Regions from separate parts of the Homo sapiens genome. Here all the other regions are linked to region 3. Evidence: chromatin contacts called from ENCODE Hi-C data. All regions are on one chromosome and are shown on one strand. Each heading gives the region's core, a stretch centred on a gene start or an enhancer-like site at or near the end of the contact. The rest is flanking DNA. Distances are from core to core; before and after follow the strand shown.

What was found. Hi-C counts contacts between places; a loop is a spot of excess contacts on that map. Pooled maps may share reads with other maps.
Region 1: a loop to region 3 is called in a pooled map, with 12 times the contacts of the local background. The contact joins the promoter of ALG14 here to the enhancer-like site in region 3. A Hi-C loop is called at or near these places in 5 of 50 pooled maps.
Region 2: a loop to region 3 is called in a map of naive thymus-derived CD4-positive, alpha-beta T cell, with 33 times the contacts of the local background. The contact joins the promoter of RWDD3 here to the enhancer-like site in region 3. A Hi-C loop is called at or near these places in 1 of 168 maps with a recorded cell type or tissue (naive thymus-derived CD4-positive, alpha-beta T cell), 1 of 37 single-sample maps with no recorded cell type and 6 of 50 pooled maps.

What each region holds. Positions count from the first base shown.
Region 1 is chr1:95,071,147-95,076,189 of GRCh38, forward strand. ALG14 (ALG14 UDP-N-acetylglucosaminyltransferase subunit) reads right to left here and starts at 1,805. Exons shown (of 4, transcript NM_144988.4): 1 at 1,617-1,805. The coding sequence starts at 1,752. RefSeq lists enhancers at 1,247-1,326, 1,567-1,926.
Region 2 is chr1:95,230,891-95,235,634 of GRCh38, forward strand. It overlaps RWDD3 (RWD domain containing 3), which reads left to right and starts at 3,320. Exons shown (of 4, transcript NM_015485.5): 1 at 3,320-3,425. The coding sequence starts at 3,341. It overlaps TLCD4-RWDD3 (TLCD4-RWDD3 readthrough), which reads left to right. Exons shown (of 8, transcript NM_001199691.1): 7 at 12-104. It overlaps RWDD3-DT (RWDD3 divergent transcript), which reads right to left and starts at 3,092. Exons shown (of 4, transcript NR_125949.1): 1 at 2,810-3,092. RefSeq lists silencers at 3,061-3,390, 3,601-3,780.
Region 3 is chr1:98,869,982-98,874,414 of GRCh38, forward strand. No RefSeq gene overlaps it. Among named protein-coding and RNA genes, the nearest start is that of PLPPR5-AS1, 130 kb to the right of the region's middle. RefSeq lists an enhancer at 1,592-1,711. Within about 2 kb of position 1,675, at least 7 of the 41 ENCODE cell types and tissues checked have a DNase peak (open chromatin) inside an H3K27ac peak, as active enhancers do.

The sequences.
Region 1 (5,043 bases), core at 555-3,054, 3.8 Mb before region 3:
GTAAGTGGCAGAAATGTGATTCATGTGTGGTGTTATGACAACCTAGAGGCCTGTGGTCTTAACCCCTACATGATATCAACAGTGGAGTAGCAGCAATTGCTTTATAAAGCAGGATTTTAGGCCAGGGGTGGCTCACGTCTGCAACCCCAGCACTTTGGGATGCTGAGGCAGGAGGATCACTTGAGGTCGGAAGTTCAAGACCAGCCTTGGTCAACATGGTGAAACACTGTCTGTACTAAAAATACAAAAATTAGCTGAGTGTGGTGGTGCGCCTGTAATCCCAGCTACTCGGGAGGCTGAGGCAGGAGAATGGCTTGAATTTGGGAGGTGGAGTTGCAGTGAGCTGAGACTGCGCCACTGCCCTCCAGCCTGGGCAACAGCGTGAGACTCTGTATAAAAAAGAAAAAAAGCAAGATTTTAAATACTCTTTACAATCTGGACTCAGTTTACCTCCCTACATTGAACTCTACACGATAGTGTTCTCTCAACTCTGGTCATTCCAAGTGTTATCACCTTCTTTTCACATCCTCCCAGCCCTCGAAACCCTGGCTGTCCCTCATCTGACTAATTCTGGGTCATCTTTCAAGTTTCAGTTTAGCATCATTTCTTCCAGGAAGCTGTCTGTTTTTTAAGACCTGATAAAGTAGTGCCCTTCCTGAAGACTGCCATAGCAATTTGTACTTCTTACACAATTATTACAAGATTATAGCATTTATCTCATTGTGGCAAATACTCATTTTGATTTATTTTCTGTTAGTTTTTTTGTATTCTCTATTTCATTTACTGCTGTATCTTTGCATCTCTCACAGGACTTAGCACGGAGTCAGCACTCCGTGGCAAGTAATGTTAGTCAGTTTTGTTATTTCCAGAGGTTAGTTTAGTGTTTGGTCTTTCTAACAGCTCAAAACAGATTAAGTGAATAAAGTAATGCGTTATACTTGAACATAAACTTAGTACATTTACTCATACTATACATGTTCTATCTGGATGCAATCTCCTGCCATACCCAAATGTTTACATTGTGTCTGTGTGTGTCTGTCTGTCCCTGTCAAATATGTGTATTTAAAATTGTAAGCACCTACAGAGTTGGTGGATTTAGATTGTATTACCTGACAGGTCAGTGTGTTGCTCACACTCTGCCACCGCGTGTGTATTGTTCTACAGCCCGTAGATCATTGTTTTTATCCTCTTGGACTTTGTATATTTATAAATGTGACAATTCATTTTGCCTCATTTGTCATGTAGCATTCGTGTTTCCTAAACTAAATACGCAATACCTAGATTAATAATGCACAACAGCCATACGGGGAAACTGCATGTTTGCATCAAAAGGCTTCTACGTTCTCTGTTCACTAATTGTTTGAAAAATATACGCTACAGAGAGTCTTAATTATAGACAAGTGTAAATTACTTGTCATAAAAAAAACCTCTGGGCCGCGTCAGCAAACCAGCCCCTACCCTGGCTGGACTGCCCGGTTCCGGCAAGGCAGAGAAACTACAAATCTCTGCATGCAACACTCCAAGAAGTGCTAAGGGTACCAGGGAAGAGCGTCGCGGTGCACTCTGGGGTTTGTAGTGACCAACCCAAGTCCGACAGTCGCCTCCTCGATACTTACCGGACCCAGCCACTACCAAGATACTGAGAGACTCCCGGGGCGTAACGTCCATGGAACGAAGCACTACCCATATTCGCAGGATTAGGAAAACCGCCACAGCTCCTGCGGCCGCAGCTAGAACGAGAACGCACACCATGCAGAGAAACGGCGCATGCGTCCAACTTCCGGGGACCAGCCGCTGTCAAAGTTCACAACTACGGGTGCCGAAGCGACTCAAACGCGGAGGACGCACGTCTTGGTGGGCTGGTCTTTCCTGAGCTGGGAGGAGTGGAGGCGACGGAGAAGCTGAGGTCCCAGTCACAATCCATTTTACCTCATTTATCATGTAGTATTCGTGTTTCCTAAACTAAATACGCAATACCTAGATTAATAATGCACAACAGCCATACAGGGAAACTGCATATTAGCGTTAAAAGGTTTCTACGTTCTGTACGTTCACGTTTGTCAGCGGAACCCCTGCTTCTGCGCGGATTGTGCGCAGCTGCAGCCAAGCGTAAGCTGAAAATTGTAAAGTTAAGCGCTGGGGAAGCTTGATTTACGCCCACGACGAGGTCAGGCAGTCTCTGCGCCCTAAAGGTCCCGAAACTCCCCAGTTAGGAGGTGTTCTGGCTCTGTCAACTTCGTGAATGCCACCTGAAGCTAAGGGAATACATCCTTTCTTTCTTTCTTTTTTTTTTTTTAATGCCAAGAGAAATGTTTCTGTTGCACACAGACATTACTGAAAGTGTTCGCCAGTAAGGACCCTAGGCTTAAACATCGAATTTAGGGCCCTCATCCAAACCCCCTGTCTCCCAACATGTATGTTTTTAACTTTTCTCGAGGTTTTCACAGCTCTCAGTGTGACCAGAGTAGTTGAGGGTGACCACCTAAAGGTAAGCCACACTCCTAAGAGGATTGCAAAGCTCAGTGGCTCTAGGTAGCAGGATAGACAAGGCACAGTCCTACAATTAATATTCAGTTAATTTTATCACAAAGCATTTCCAGTGTGTTTCTCATGTCCTCAGCCAAAATGATGATCTGCCAACACCCCCTTCAATCTCAATTTTGCTTATGTCTAATTAATTAATTGTTAATAAATTAATTATGTCTAATTAATCCACATTACGACAACATAAAATACTAAGATCAGGAGCCCCTTCACCCCAAATATAATTTGCCTTCGGTCCACCATAGACCTACCTGTAGGTTATATTGAACAGGTATACAGATGAGTAAAAAGGTTCAGAAAGGTGCAACTGCTTGCCCAAGTGGAATAGCGTCAGATCTAGAATCAGAAACCAGAAATCTGAGTCCTGCTGGACAGGAGTACTGCATCCTGTATTCCTTTGCTAAATTCAAACTTGCCTGATCACCACACTTACCTGGAGCCTAGAATGTGTTATTAAAGGTGCAGACTCCCAGGGTCCATTAGGAAACACTGAATCAGAATTTCCGGGGATCGGGCACCTGGGATTAGCTTATGTAACCAGCGTGTCCATTCCTATCAGCAAGCAAGTTTGGGAGACTTTGTGAGTAGAGTCCGTGGACCTTACAACACTTTCCAAATTGTCTTCCATCAAATCTTCTTTCTTTTCTTTTCTTTTCTTTTTTTTTTTTTTTGAGACAGAGTCTCACTCTGTCGCTTGGCTGGAGTGCAGTGGCACAATCTTGGCTCACTGCAACCCCCACCTCCCAGGTTCAAGCGATTCTCCTGCCTCAGCCTCCCAAGTAGCTGGGACTACAGGCATGCACCACCATGCCTGGCTATTTTTTTTTTTTTTTTTTTTAGTAGAGACAGAGTTTCACCATGTTGGCCAGGCTGGTCTCGAACTCCTAACCTCAGGTGATCTGCCCGCCTCTACCTCCCAAAGTGCTGGGATTACAGGCATGAGCCACTGCGCCCGGCTCCATCAAATCTTCTTAACTATACATTCTCGCAGTAAGACCTTAAAGTGGATATTAGTTCCCTTTTTACAGACAAAGAAGTAGATTCCATAAAAGTTAAATAATTTGCCTAAGTCTACTTAGCTAGTAAGGGTGGAGAAAGTTCATAGTTGTGGACTTAGAAGTCAGTGTCTCTCAAATTTTAATGGAATCAGAATTCTCTGGGCTTACAAATGCGTAGTTGGAAGTCCAGAGGTAGGGTCTTTGGTGTAGTAAGAAAAACAGCTCAAGGATAATACAAGGAGTATCATTTACTTGTATATGCCCACTCTGCCATTCCTAATAATGTCTTCAACCTGAAACAGTCTTACCTGATACTTAAGACACTAGTGGTCCCAGAATGGGATGTGTGGATGGTTACATCCAACAGGGCAATCTCCATAGCCAAAAAAGAGGTTATCTTGTCGGGTCTTTTTTGCCCCTCCCCCCCAGTCTTGCTCTGTGGCACGGTCTCGGCTCACTGCAACCTCCACCTCTGGGATTCAAGCAATTCGCCTGGCTTAGCCTCCCAAGTAACTGGGACTACAGGTATGCGCCACCACACCCAGCTAATTTTTGTATTTTTAGTAGAGACGGGGTTTCACCATGTTGGTCAGGTTGGTCTTGAACCTGACCTCATGATCCGCCCACCTCAGCCTCCCAAAGTGCTGGGATTATACGGGTGAGCCATGACGCCCGGCCTGCTTTATTTTTTATTTTTTTAAAGGCAAGGAAACTTATTCTAGAACCCCTCACAGCAGACTTTCTTTCACTCCTTTTGGCCATACTTATATCACTTTCCCAGGCATAAAAGGAAAGCGACTTCAAAGCTGGTGGAGGTGGGAGGAGGATGATCTACAACTCACCTGTAATACATGGCTGTTGGATGGAGGGTGGGTACTGAACAAAATAGGCATTCTCTCAGTGAGGAGGAAGCTGCAGGGAGGGTTGTTGGGTAGGCAAACAATAGCATCTAGATTGCTGTGATGATGATGTGTCTGAAACAGCTTTGTAAACTGACACATGCAATGAAAATGTCAGGCATATGATAATTACTTAGCTCCAGGCCCCAAGCTCTATATTAAGGTAGATTTAATACTTGGAGGACACCCTTGCATTTCCCATTACTTCATCCCCTCACTATTATAATTACCTATATCTGTAGGAAATATTAGTTTGACCACACTTGGCATGTAGCTGGAATGAATGGAAGCAATCAAACATTGGGGGCTTGCAAGGAAATGCAGAGAATCAAAGAGGGTGGGGTACCAGACATTGTTTGGACTTATTGGTTGAATTATTCTGAATTAAGGTGATCATAAAACTCTTTAGTTTTCCTGCCAAGAAAGTTGAGAACTGCAGGGAGCAGCTAGGTAGCAGGCAGGGACAGGAACATAGCTGAGAATTCCTGCCAAAAATGTCACCTGGGTAAGCCAAGTCCTGGGCTGTGACAGACACAGAATGTATAGATAATCAAGAAGTCAAGAAGCTGTAGTGGGCCAGGCATGGTGGCTCATGCCTGTAA
Region 2 (4,744 bases), core at 2,070-4,569, 3.6 Mb before region 3:
TACTTGTCTAGACCAAAGGCTGTAGTCACTGGAAACATGGACTTGTTTTCATCTCTAACTCTCCACCTCTCCACACTCAGCCTGCAGAGCCCGGCCAACAATCAGTGAGTGTCTAAGAACATTTTGTGAAATGAGTATGCGAATGCAGAAACTCTTTAGACAGAACCAGTAGCACAGGTTCTTGGAGTTCAGATTTATTTAGGAAGTTGGCATTTAAGCCCTCTTTTGGTTGTTTTGGTGGTTCATGAAAGTACTTTTACCTTTCTCAGTTTTGATTTGATATTTTTTCTTATCACACTCCACTCCAGTATTAGGATCCTCACCTTTTTTTGACATAACACTTAACTCTCCTAATACACTTGAAATTGTGCATTCTCATTTCTATGCTCACGTGAGTTTTGACTTAAGATTTCAAACTCAGAGTTGAGTAAGTCTACATACTACTCATGAGAAAGTGAGTAGAACTGTTTCCCCCCAAAATGAAAAGAACTATCTTCTGGGTTATTGGTTTTAACTGAAGGTGAAAGGTTTTAAACCTTTTCCCCTTATGGTCTTGGGGAAGCAACTATTTAGAAAATTTGCTTGTAAAAATAATACTTGTAAAAATAATAATTGTTCTAGCAAATCATACACCTTTGTGTGTGTAAGGGTGAGAAGGGAGAGAGAGAGATGGAGGTAGACAATGCTCTAACTGTAGACATTCATCCTACATTTAAATATTTTGAATTTTCAGTAGCCTGTGAATACGAGGAAACTTATTACATTAAGGTAGACTTTAGAGATTTGACATGTAGCTGATATTTTCACAGTGCAAGAAATATCAAGCTGACATTATGCAGTCTCTGAGATGATTATTTCCAAATGTCAGAGTGCAGAAACTTATTCATGGGACTTCAGTGCCTTAGGATAGTGTCAATTTAAAAGACATTCACATTGACTTCTTTTTTATTTAAACATGCTAAATGAGGTATGAAAAGCAGATTAAGAAATCAACTGAGAAAGGAAGAGCAAAGAAGAAACCTATTGACAAGAAAATTTTAAATCATAGATTGATGTACTCTTTAATCAATTTTCATGGACCTATTGCTGACAGCAGGCTTTAGCAACTGCCTCCTAATCCTTCCTACAGCTGTAATTTTGCTCTTCATGTTATTTCACTCATCTCACTTATAGTGAATTTGGAAAATTAAAAATAAGTAAAAACTATTTGAATATTTTATAGATTTTTTTTTGCTCTTGAGACGGAGTCTCGCTTGGTTGCCTAGGCTGGAGTGGTGCAAAGGTGCGATCTCGGCTCACTGCAACCTCCGCCTCCCGGGTTCAAGCGATTCTCCTGCCTCAGCCTCCTGAGTAGCTGGGATGATAGGTGCTTGCCACCACGCCCAGCTAAATTTTGTATTTTTAGTAGAGACAGCATTTCACCATGTTGGTCAGGCTGGTCCCGAACTCCTGACCTCAGGTGATCCACCCGCCTCGGCCTCCCAAAGTGCTGGGCTTACAGGCATGAGCCACTGCGCCCAGCCTATTTTATAGATTATTTTCAATAAATAAGTCAAAAACCAAATTGTTTGACTTTTCATAGTAACACTGGATTTCGAATTAAAATAACTTAGTAATATTTTAAATTAAAAACGTATTCTTTTGTTCAATCTCTTTAGCAGTTAATTATGAACCTACTGAACTGCTGGAACGTCTGTTATTTTGGAAATAAAGGAGTTTTTTTTTTCTTCAAGCCAATTGGCCATATCAGAGATAACTGCATTTAAATAAGCCTTCATCTTCCCAATTATGTGCTCCTAATTACTCGGGGTCACTGAAATCCCATGGCATCTTCTGAAAAGCATTTTCCCTGCAGTCCATCTTGTTAGGTTTCCTTTCTGTTCCGGGAAGCCAGTATCTTTTCCTTTATCAGATTCCTTTTTTACCAACAGCGGGAATGGTAATGGTGAATGGATGCAGGGTTTTAAAATCAGCCAACTTTGTTCTGACTTCCGTAGGTCAGTGACTGGAGTCACTGCCTAACAACCTAAATTCCCAGATTTATCTCATGAAATGTGATTTCTCATACAAACAAAAGTTGTGAGAACTCCATGAGCAAGACCAGCTGCTTGTGGGGACTGCCAAATTTTAAACTGTTATTTGAACAGCAAAAAGACCAGGCAAACATCCGAGAGACAGACCTAACTGCAGATAAGTCTTGTAATCTTGTTCACTATAGTCAAAACAGAATGGATTGCTTATTCTGTTACCCTATTGGTATTGCTCACATTTTAAAATTTAGGTGCTGGGCTCAAGAATGATAATTTTATTATTAAGCTTCAAGAGTCACATTGTATTGTATGCATTGAATATCACGAAATCGAAAACACTGAAAAGCTAGCGTTTACATTCTTGGATCATACCCCCAAAGGCCAAGGATTCCCACTGGCCGCTTGCAGCAGGGCTGTCTCCTGTGAAGGCAAGAGACAAACGAGGAGCGTTATGACACTTTGCTCCCAGGACTTTGGCGCACAGTTCCCATGAGTCCAGGTCCGTCCAGTCAACATCCTGAAGCCAGGACTGGCAGGTCCTGACCCTCCCTTTTTGCACCCGTAAGGGGAAGGGCCCGGGAATCTGGACCTTGTCTAGAGTCCCGGCGCCAGTACCAGTTCGGAGGGCATCCTGGAGGTTGTTACTAACCCGAGCCTCTTCCAGGCTTCCCAGGCACCAGGGTTGCTAACAGCTCCACGGGGGCGAATAATTTTGTTTATTTTGTTAACTGTGGTTATCTCCAACACTCAGTTCAGACCTGAGCCGGGCAAAGTCTCACCTTGTCTCCTGGTCACTTCCCTGCTTGTTTGTTTCTTCCTAACTCCCAAGTGTCTTTCGCCCAGTTCATCCCCACCTCAGCAGCCCAAGGCTCGGCGGGGACGGTCGGGGTTCGAAGCCTGCAGCTAAACTTAGAGGGTTCAGGCTTTGCTGGGAGGCCTCCCTGTGCTCAGAAGAGCCGGGGGTAAGCTGGGCGGTCGCCTTGGGTGCAGACAGAGGCGCAGGGCCTCGGCCTCCAAGAAAATTCCCAAACCGAGAGGCTGAGCTTCGCGTCTGTAGTTACTGAGCAGGAGCTTCTGGGCGGAACTTCTAAGGGCCCCGCCCGCCCCGTCTGCCCTGACCCTCGCCCGGACTCGCCTCGCCCACGTCCCGTTTCGCTTCGCCCCAGCTCCGTCTCGCCCCGCCCCCGTCCCGCCCGGTTGCGGAGGCGCGGGGCGCCCCCGGGTGGCCGCGGGCAGTGCTGCTCCTGGCCGGTGGAGGCGGCGGCTGCGGCAGCGGAAGGGGAAGCGCTGAGGCGGTGGGGCCCACAGCCATGGCGGAGCCTGTGCAGGAGGAGCTCTCGGTCCTGGCCGCGATTTTCTGCAGGCCCCACGAGTGGGAGGTGCTGAGCCGCTCAGGTGACTACCCGCGCGCGGGAGGGACAGGGCGCCCTCAGGGGCCACCCGCGTTCGCTTTGCGTCTCCTCCCCACCACGGAGCCTGGGCACCCCGCCTGGGCCCACGTATGGGGACCGGGTTAGTTGAATGATGGAATGACACGCCCGGAGGCCGGAGTGGTGTCGCAGCGGGCGGGAGTGTGAGGCGACCCCAGAAACACTAAGAGAGCGGCGCGGCCCACTGGGGCCTCTGCCGCCGGTCCCGCTCCCGGAGCCGGGGGCCCCTGCGTGCGCACCCCCAGGCCCTCCCCCAGCCTCCCACCCCTCAGATCTCACCCTATAAAGAAGCCTGTGCTGACGCCCCCTCGTTGTTCTGTGTCCTTCCTAAGCACTATGCCCTAGGCCCCCCCGAGAGCACTCCCCGGTTCTAACTCTACACGGGTATTTGTAGGTCTTAAGTTGCAGGAGGGCAGGGTCTGTTTGGTAATGACTCCAGGCACCTGGTAGGTAGTAGGTAAATGTTTGTTGACTGAACTTTTTCATTTATCCAGTGCTCAACCTCAACTTTATCTGCATTCTATTTCCAAGTTGATTGCTTTTCTGATACTTTTTTTTTTTTAGGTGGAGTCTCTCTTGTTGCCCTGGCTGGAGTGCAGTGGATCCATCTGGACTCACTGCAGCCTCCGCCTCCCGAGTAGCTGGGATCACAGGCGCGTGCCACCATGCCTGGCTGAATTTTATTTATTTTATTTTATTTATTTTTTATTTTTTAAGACGGAGTCTTGCTTTGTCGCCTAGGCTGGAGTGCAGTGGCGCGATCTCGGGTCACTGCAACCTCCGCCTCCCGGGTTCACGCCATTCTCCTGCCTCAGCCTCCCGAGTAGCTGGGACTACAGGCGCCCACCACCACGCCCGGCTAATTTTTTGTATTTTTTTTTTTAGTAGAGACAGGGTTTCACCGTGTTAGCCAGGATGGTCTCGATCTCCGGACCTCGTGGTCCGCCCGCCTCGGCCTCCGAAAGTGCTGGGATTACAGGCGTGAGCCACTGCGCCCGGCCTTTTTTTTTTTTTTTTTTTTTTTTTGAGACAGAGTCTTGTTCTGTCCCCCAGGCTGGAGTGCAGTGGCGCGATCTCGGCTCACTGCAAGCTCCACCTCCTGGGTTCACACCATTCTCCTGCCTCAGCCTCCCGAGTAGCTGGCACTACAGGCGCCTGCCACCATGACTGGCTAATTTTTTGTATTTTTAGTAGAGACGGGGTTTCACCATGTTGGCCAGGCTGGTCTCAATCTCCTGACCTCGTGATCCGCGCGTCTCGGCCTCCCAAGGTGCTGGGATTACA
Region 3 (4,433 bases), core at 425-2,924:
CATTAAATTAAGTAGGCTTTCTGATGAGGTCCTACCTAAGGGAAAATTACCAAGTGGCCAAATTTTACTTAGTGTCTAAAAAGCCGCCTTTCCCTTTGCCCCTTTCTTTCTCTTCAACATTAAGTTATACCATCATATTTTCTGGTCTTTATGTAAAATGTGCATATATTTGTATATAATATATGTATTATACATATACATTGATAAAGTATCTTCTAAAATTTTCTCAGTAGCTAAGAAGAATGGGATTCTATAATTATCTCTGGCTTTAATTATGGGGTACTGTCAAAGGCTTGGGTTTTAGATTCATTTATTCTTTCAACAAATATTTATTTAGTTCCTAAGGATCTAGTCATGGTCAAGGTTCTTTTTTTCTTGAAGCTTAAATTCTAGTAAGGGAACATATGTAATAAATAATAATAATACAAGTAAATATTTCTGCATATTGATAAGAGTTATGAAGAATAAATGAGTTGTTGGGTTGGAGAGTGACCAATGGCTGTAAACAGTGGCCACTTTCTGTGTAGCAAATTTCCCAGTGGGGATATTGTGGTTGGTTTTAAAAATTACTTAAAACGGAGTGCCACCCAGCCACCTAGCTAGGACTTTACTGTTTGACTATTTCATATTCACTATATGTAAGGGTCATCCCAGCAGTTATAATCTGCCATGTGTTGCTATACAAAGATTTACAGGATTCAGCATATTTAACTACCTAATTGGAAGCACTCCTTGCATCTAATGAGCATTTTTTTCTTGACACTTTTTTCCCCACTTATCAGATAAGCCAGCATTTTCTTAAATGTCTAAGGTGTGCTAAGGCCGAAAGGTTATTTTTAAAGCAATGAGTCTATAAATTACTAAGTTTTGTGGTGGAGGAAATAGAAGAAAAAATATATTTTGGAAGGGAATGAAGTATGGTAATCACTCCAAGCAGGCTTAATTATGGAGAAACTAAGAGGTGGGCATGTGGGAGGAGACTTGAAACTTAATTTAGTCTCGTCCATAATTTTGTCTGAGTTCAGCTGTCAATACACTTACGATATCCTGGCTTTGAGGCGCTCTGTCTCTAGGATTAATTTTTTTCCTTCCAGAGAAGACATAATGTCATTAGAGTAAATCATGACTTCTCATATAATTGCTCATCTGCTGATAAGGAAGATAGGTCCACCTGATTCCAGCCTGAGCCAATCGTGCCTTCCCTATCCACTGAGTTGCTGAGTTAAGCCTGATTCTGAAGCTGCATACAGGTGTTATCAGTGCCCTTTGTTCTTGTAATGTCTCAAGAAAGATGACAATAGAAATCAAGAGAGATCACTAGATATAGCAGCATAGAGAAAGAGAAAGCATTATTTTAGCTTGTGCACAAGGAAGTCGGCACCACAAAAGGAAAAGGGCAGGCTGCTCCTGGAGGGTAGTATGTGGATTTGTTTTATGCGGACTTTCTATAGGGAAGGATTTCATCAGGGCATGTATAGGAGGGTTTTTTCTAGCACTTGTGCAATGGCTCTACATGTTTCTTCATACACCACATGTAATATTACCGTTTTAAATCTCCACTACTGGCTGTGTGACTTTTAGTATTAAAATGAGGGGGAGGGGCAATTATAAGTTAAAGTTTAAGGCTACCTGCACATGTGGAGCCGAAGGGAAGTCCCTATCCCCCTAAAGCAGGAACTTGTGGTTAATAGCTTCTTGGGTTTTTTGTTGCTGATTGGCTGGAAGTTAGGTAAGCTACAGTTTGAGTAAAGGGCTTTTGATCTTTTCTCTAAACCACATGAAAACAGGAAATGAGCCTGTCTGCCTATCTGGCCTACTCAGTGAGAATGGATTCAGTGATAGATTAACAATGTCTGCCATAAAATCAGAAATAAAAACAAAACCACGAGGGCTTGGGACATAGAGTTGTGGCAAAATGAACTAAGAATGATTTATCAAAATGCTACCCTTTGGAGCTTCTTGACTTATGTATAAGGCAGGAATAGTAGAGCTAAGCAGGTTCCCAGACCAATTTCCCAGGATACTTGGTAGATCTTGGAATAAGCCTTTCATGTTGAAAAACAAATAGGACTGAGAATTGGCTGCCCTGGGACGGGAAGGGCCCTGTACTCAAATTTGTCTCACTCCAAACCTGTCGGAAGTCAAAAATCCATGCTTGAAAGAACAAGTTTTCAGGGTGTGTAGAGGGTTAATTAACTCATCCATTGTTTTCAGTGTAGGGAGATGGAAATCACACAAATAGCATCCTATTTAGGGCTGTGCTAGAAATGAATTGCAGCCTGGCAGCAAGCCCTGTTCCTTTAAGGGAGACATGAGCCTTGTTTCCCTTTATTATTCTTAATTTTTCATCAACTCTCTCAACAATGTCTAGTTTTTAATTTTATTTATTTATTTATTTATTTGAGACTGAGTCTCTCTCTGTCGCCCAGGCTGGAGTGCAGTGGTGCACTCGGCTCACTGTAAGCTCCGCCTCTCGGGTTCACGCCATTCTGCTGCCTCAGCCTCCCCAGTAGCTGGGACTACAGGCGCCCGCCACCACGCCTGGCTAATTTTTTGTATTTTTAGTAGAGACGGGGTTTCACCGTGTTAGCCAGGATGATCTTGAACTCCTGACCTCGTGATCTTCCCATCTCGGCATCCCAAAGTGCTGGGATTACAGGCGTGAGCTACTGCGCCCGGCCAACAATGTCTAGTTCTTAATATGTAAATGAATATTCATAGAGAGGCTGCCAAGTAGATTTTAGGCATTTTTATGAGTAACTGATAACAAACAATAGATGATGTTGAAGTCTGGATAGTAAAGGAAGTCTTCTGTGACATTCAGGCAGTTCAGCAAGAAGAAGATGCACTGACTAATCTTTAAAAACAGTTTTTAAAAATTTTAATATAATAAGCATTATTTTTAAGTAAACTTTATTTTAGAATAGGTTCACAAAATTCATACAAAAATTTGTGAATGTGATATAAGAGAATTCCCATATACCCTAGTAAACCCAGTTTACCTTATTTTGGATATTCTACATTAACCTGGCAAGTGTTTCATAGTTAATGAACTCAGTGATACATTATTAATTAAAGTCCATACTTATTTCTGATTTCCTTAGTTTTTACCTAATGTCCTTGTTCTGCTCCAGGATCCTATCTAGGATACCATATTACGTTTGCTTGTCTTATTTCTTACTCTTCTTGGCCATGACAGTGTTCCAGGCTTTCATTGTTTTTGATGATCTGGACCACTTTGAGGGGTACTAACCAGGTATTTTGTAGAATGTCTCTTAATGGAGATGTGATTGATATTTTTCTCATGATTAGATTGGGTTTATGGTTTTGAGAAGACTACAGAGGTAAAGTGCCATTCTCAGTGCTTCACATGAAGGGTACATACTATAAACATGATTTATGGCTATTAATATTATTTTTGATCATCTGGTTGAGGTAGTATTTGTCATGTTTCTGCATTGTAAAGTTACTCTTATAAATCAAAAATAAAATGCTGATCCCCTCTGAACATCTGTATGGACCCTTTCTCTTGGCCTAGAGCATTCCAAATTTAGCCTGAAAATCTAGCTCAGGCCATGATGGAAAGGCGGAGTTGGACATGCCTCATTATGCCCACCTCCCTTTTGGAATTCAGGCCCAGCTGACTGGCATTAGCATCAACACAGACCTTAAGACTGATAAAACAGACTCTTTAAGTCTGATAAGAAACGTTTACAATCTATTCTCTGAAGCCTGCAACCTGGAGTGTTCACCTGCATGTTAGAACCTTGTTCTCTACAACCCCTTATCTTAACCTAGACATTCCTTTCTACTGATTTTAAGTCTTTAGACAATAACTTAACTCTCAGCCAATTGCCAGTCAGAAAATCACTGAATCTACCCATGACCTGGAAGCCCCCACTTCCAGTTGTCCCACCTTTTTGGACCAAACCAATGTACATCTTACATGCAATGATTGATGTCTTATGTCTCCCTAACATGTATAAAACCAAGTTGTGGCCTGATTACCTTAGGCACATGTTCTCAGGATTTCCTGAGAGCTGTGTTGTGGGCCATTGGTCACTCATATTTGGCTCAGACTAAATCTATTCAAATATTTCGCAGAGTTTTACCCTTTTTATCAACACTCTTTTTCATATAATCCTTTCTGTATAGGAGTCACTATATGTAGGACACACTTAAGGAGTGGGGAGCTATATTTCACCTTTCTGAGACTGGAGTATCCACCTATTCACAATTATGCTGAGTAGATGTGTTTATTCTTCCCTCATTTATTAATGTATTAATTCAATCATTTATTTACATCAGTATGGAATCTTTGTTTTTCTTTTAATGTATGTTATATAATCTGTACAATATTATATTATTTATTTTCTTGCTCAAATTGTTTCAACACTGGCCACTGGGAGATCATTTGGTTGAGCCCTATGTCA